Regions from separate parts of the Homo sapiens genome. Here region 2 is linked to region 1. Evidence: chromatin loops called from intact Hi-C (ENCODE). Cell type or tissue: chondrocyte. All regions are shown on one strand.

Evidence for each region. A loop is a pair of places that touch in the nucleus more often than their neighbours do. Peaks named below come from ENCODE experiments on the same cell type or tissue, not always from the same donor. Only the 100,000 strongest peaks of a DNase experiment are listed, where the experiment ranks them.
Region 2: it touches region 1 in a loop (11-fold over the local background); 1 of 110 quality-filtered maps calls a loop at or near these places.

Annotation. Positions count from the first base shown.
Region 1 is chr4:73,855,045-73,857,544 of GRCh38, forward strand. No RefSeq gene overlaps it. Among named protein-coding and RNA genes, the nearest start is that of PF4V1, 3.0 kb to the left of the region's middle. In chondrocyte, no CTCF peak of the experiment used is centred here; no DNase peak of the experiment used is centred here.
Region 2 is chr4:73,980,867-73,983,366 of GRCh38, forward strand. PF4 (platelet factor 4) reads right to left here and starts at 1,161. Exons shown (of 3, transcript NM_002619.4): 1 at 997-1,161; 2 at 551-677; 3 at 1-425. The coding sequence starts at 1,087. The coding sequence ends at 338. RefSeq lists an enhancer at 113-854. In chondrocyte, no CTCF peak of the experiment used is centred here; a DNase peak (open chromatin) is centred at 1,056.

The DNA of each region.
Region 1 (2,500 bases):
ACATCTGCAAAGATATATATATATATATATATATATATATATATATATATATATATATATATTTTTTTTTTTTTTTTGCCATGTTAAGCAACACATTCATAGTGTCCAGAGAGTAGAACACAAGGATCTCAGGGGTGGGGGGCATTATTCAGCCTACCACCATGGACCAGAAGGCAAGACCTACTTGAGGCAGGAGAAAGCTACAGACCCTTGTTCATGAGCTAGTGCAATTTTAACCTAATGTGACAATGTGTACAGATAGGATTAAGATCTATGATAAAATACAGATGGTACAGTTCAATCTCTGTGGTGGGCTGGAAGGGAGGGAGGTACCTAGGATGACAAATTGATTAAAATAAACAAAATTTACAGAGACTTGTGAATATCATCTAAAATTTCCACATCCACATTGCAAATTAGTATTATTCCTATTATAGAGATGAGGTGACAGTCTTGGGAAGGACGCAGCTTGTTCAGAGGCTGAGCAGATCATTCTGACTCCCTACTTCCTGCTCTTGCTTTCACATTGTGCTGTCTTTCACACAGGAAAGTGGCATGTTAGCGAATTCCATGAACTAGCTGTTGAAGGTGGAGTAGGAATTTGTTGGCGGGGGGGGGCAGGCGGGCAATGGGAAGACTGGAACTGCCTCAAGATAAATAACAAGTAGAAAGACACAAGATCATTTTAAGTCATTTGCATGTTTGTACAACAGTTCATAGCACTGCAGGGTTGGAGTATCTATGGGGAGAGAGAATGAACAAGGGTCTCCCAACCAGTTTTTGCCCACTTAGTGTTTTTTATCTTCAGTATAACTTAATGTACTACCACCCAAACTATCTTTCCAAAACCCAAATATTTCATTTCCCTGAATAAAATATTCAAGATCCGAAGTCCTTAACCTGGCATCCCAGGCTGCGCTACACTCACTTTCCCTCTGTGCCTTAGTTTTCATATGTGTGAAATGAGGACATTATGAGTGTCTAACTTTATGGATTGATTATCTTAAGGACTAAACAGAGGATGCATGCAAAACATTTGGCACAGTTCCTTATATACAGTCTGAGCTTAAAAATTAACAACGATTAATTGTATTATAGTATTATATTACCGGTATCAATATTTCTCTTAATGTACCATTCCAGTTAGTCTGGAGTGTTGAGTAAGAATTTTTTATTTTTTATTTTTTTGTAAGACAGTGTCTCACTCTGTTGTCCAGCAACCTCTGCCACCCAGGTTCAAGTGATTCTCATGCCTCAGCCTCCTGTGTAGCTGGGATTATAGGCAAGTGCCACCAAGCCCAGCTAATTTTTCTATTTTTAGTAGAGACAGGTTGGTCTCAAACTCCTGGCCTCAAGTGATCCACCGGCCTCAGCCTCCCAAAGTGCTTGGATTACAAGCATGAGCCACTGCGCCTGGCCTGAGTAAGGAATTTAACAGAGGGTTGTTTTTTTTTTTGTAATAGGTAGCAAAAAAAATTGCAATAGCAATGAAATTGCTCAAAACAAATGAACTTTGAAGGAGAAAATACTGGAAATCAGATGTGTGTGGTGTGATTTTGTTTTTGCTGCTTTCCTTTTTGTTGCCTGTCTCAAACAGCATACTTAGCTTTATTTAATAATTTGTTGATGTGACTTTTAAAGGGTCAAAAGAGCAAAACAAATTTTGCCAAGTCAAACAATCCTGGAATGCTGGTGCCTCATACATTCTTGCTTCAGAATGACTTTGGTCTAACTGTCCTGAGAACACTTTTGAGTCATGTATTAATCTGTTTTGCATTGCTATAATGGAATACCTGAGGTAATTTATTAAATTAAAAAAAAAGAAGCTTATTTGGCTCACAGTTCTGCAGTCTGTACAAGCATGACACCAATGTCTGCTCAGCTTCTGGTGAGGCCTCAGGAAGCTTTTACTCATGGTGGAAGGCAAAGGGGGAGCAGGCATTTGTGATGGTTAATACTGAGTGTCAACTTGATTGGATTGAAGGATACAAAGTATTGATTCTTCACATGTCTGTGAGGGTGTGGCCAAGGAAGATTAACATTTGAATCAGTGGGCTGGGAAAGGTAGACCCACTCTTAATCTTGGTGGGCACAATCTAATCAGCTGCCAGTGCGGCTAGTATATAAGCAGGCAAAAAAAATGTGAAAAGAGAAACTGGCCTAGCCTCCCAGCCCACATCTTCCTCCCATGCTGGATGCCTCCTGCCCTCAAATATTGGACCCCAAGTCCTTCAGTTTGGGGGCTCGGACTGCTTCTCCTTCCTCCTCAGCTTGCAGACAGCCTATTGTGGGACCTTGTGATCGTGTGAGTTAATACTTAATAAACTCCCCTGTGTATATATATGTATATATTTTTTCCAGCCCAGCTGGAAAGTTAAATCTTCTGGACTACAATGTTCCTTTAATCTCAGTCTCCATCCCTGACCTGGGGTTGGAGTCTCGAGGAAAACCATGAACAACAGCTTCTGTGGTAAAGATGCCACACCAAATCGGATGTTGT
Region 2 (2,500 bases), 130 kb after region 1:
CAAGGTAAATATGTAGCTATAAAGTACTGCAATCATGTAAATGCATGAATATGTATCAGCCAACATGTAACACCAAGCATAACCAGTATTCACACCTTCCTTCAAAATACTTTTTGCTTAAAATACCGGAATTTTTTTCTTCCATGAAATTGTTATGTGTCAACACAATTTTTGCACTATTATTAAGAAGTATTTTGACTATACTACAACTTGATTTATTTTGTTTATTTAAAATCATAAGGATAACACAAATATCAGAAGTTCTTTCACAGTTAGATTGAAACTGGAAAAAAGAAGTATGCTATATAGCAAATGCACACACGTAGGCAGCTAGTAGCTAACTCTCCAAAAGTTTCTTAATTATTTTCTTGTACAGCGGGGCTTGCAGGTCCAAGCAAATTTTCCTTCCATTCTTCAGCGTGGCTCTGGCAGGGAAAAGAGAAGAGATGTGACTTTCAGTCCTTGGGTTTGCAAATGGCATTAGAAGGGGGAGGGTTGGGCAGAGGAGGCACGGAGCGGGAGCACTGACAGATGCAGTGCAAGGACTCACATCAGTTGGGCAGTGGGGCAGTGGGGTCCGGCCTTGATCACCTCCAGGCTGGTGATGTGCCTGGGACGGACCTGGGAGGTGGTCTTCACACACAGGCACTGCAGGTCCCCATCTTCTTCAGCTTCAGCTGAGGGGGAAATGGAGAGGGTAAGAGAGGAGGAGGGGAGGGAGTGGTGACTCCATGAGTAGCCAGAGGTACTTTAGGGACTTTTTCCACTACCTTCAGCCTTCTTTTCCTTACCATAAATCACACCTCCCCCAGACAGAAGTTGTTCTAACCAGGTGGGAGGTGCAGGTGCAGCGCCTGGCACTGTGGCCAGACACTCAGCAGGCTCTCCGTTAAGTGTGGCTGTGATCATGATCCTAGAGGATTCCTCCCCAGCCCCAGGGCTTCCCGGACTCCCCCTCGCCGCTGCCAGCCCTCACAGCCTGGCTTCTGCTCTCACCGCTGGCGAAGGCGACCACAAGTGGCAGGAGCAGCAACCCCAGGAACAGCAGCCCGGGGCGTGAGGCGCAGAACCCGGCTGCGGAGCTCATGCTGCGGCAGAGCTTCCAGCAGGATCTCAGTGCTCAGTGCGATGGGAAACTCGGGCTGGGTCTCTGTGGCCAATGACTCCTGAGCCTCGCCGGCACGTTTTATTCCCGGCTGTCCTTCCAGTCCGGAAGCCTGAAGTGGACACCGAGGAACTGCGGTGCGGAAACTAAGATAGTACTGGGAAGACTTGGGTTCTGGCCAGCCAAGATTACCAAAAAAAAAAAAAAAAAAAAAAAAAAAAAAAAAAAAAAAAAAAAAGAAAAGAAAAGAAAGAAAGAAAGAAAGAAAGAAAAGGCTCTGGGCAGCTGCCTTGGCTGGGACCTCCAACCTCAACTTACATACAAGCACGTTTGTAGAGTTAGAAACAGAACTTGAGTCAGAAAAGGAATGTTTTTTGTGTTGTATTAACAGTAGAGTTCTCTGCTGTCATCATGCAACTTACACAGTAGGTGCTTTCAGGACCCTGACAGTTCCTGTTTCCTTTCCAACCTCCCAGCTGCAACTACCAATTATTACTACTGAGTTTGGTGGCTTTGTGTGTGAAGCATGTGTTATTCGCAATTATTTTCTGCTACTAATAAGTTTAATTTGGTCTCTAGGCGATGACTCTTTTGAATTTCACCTGAATGTGGAAAACTTCCCTAGTCTCTGGATGGTATTTACCAGGCTCCACCAACAATCACCCAGTATGCTGTAGGACGCAAGGTCTATTTTCCCATTACTCGTACTCTTGGAAAAATTGCAGAAGTAATATTTGAATGCATTCTTTTTGTAAAAGCTTAGTGCCTGGCTGTTTCTTCATTGTTTCCATCCTGAATAACAGTCCAGAAGAGAGGACAAGAAGAGTTTGCCAGGCCATGTCTCCCAGTGCCTGCTGTGTCTTCAGCCAGTGCTAGTGACAGGGTGAGATGAGCTGCACTGTTGGTGGGGAGCAGTGATGCTCTCTGCAGGAGGATTCAAGGCATCTGGGAGTTGAATGTGAGAATGATGGGAGGTGACGGTGGAGGGGATGCAATAGAATCCCACATAGGAAAGGGGAAGAGATCCATATGGACAGTCTTCCCTTCTCTGAGAAAGAATGACTTTGGCTCTTGATTAGGGCAAGGTACACCCTTAACCCAAAGCCAGAGGTTCTCTATCACACTTATTAACAGTGGTAAAGGGTGTCAGGAGCCCACTGCATGGAAAGCTGATATTCTAATATGTGGTAGGACTGGACTTCTATAGAAATATGCAATTTAATTGTTGAGCTGAGTAATTTCTTCCTCCTACTCTCCCACTACCTGCCTTTTCACCTGACTAAGACTTATTTATACTTCCGGAGTCAGCTTAAGTGTCAGTTCCTCAGAGGGCCCTTCCCTGACAACTATATGTAATTGTGTTCTCTTGCCTTTCTATCTTGCAGAACTCTGTCT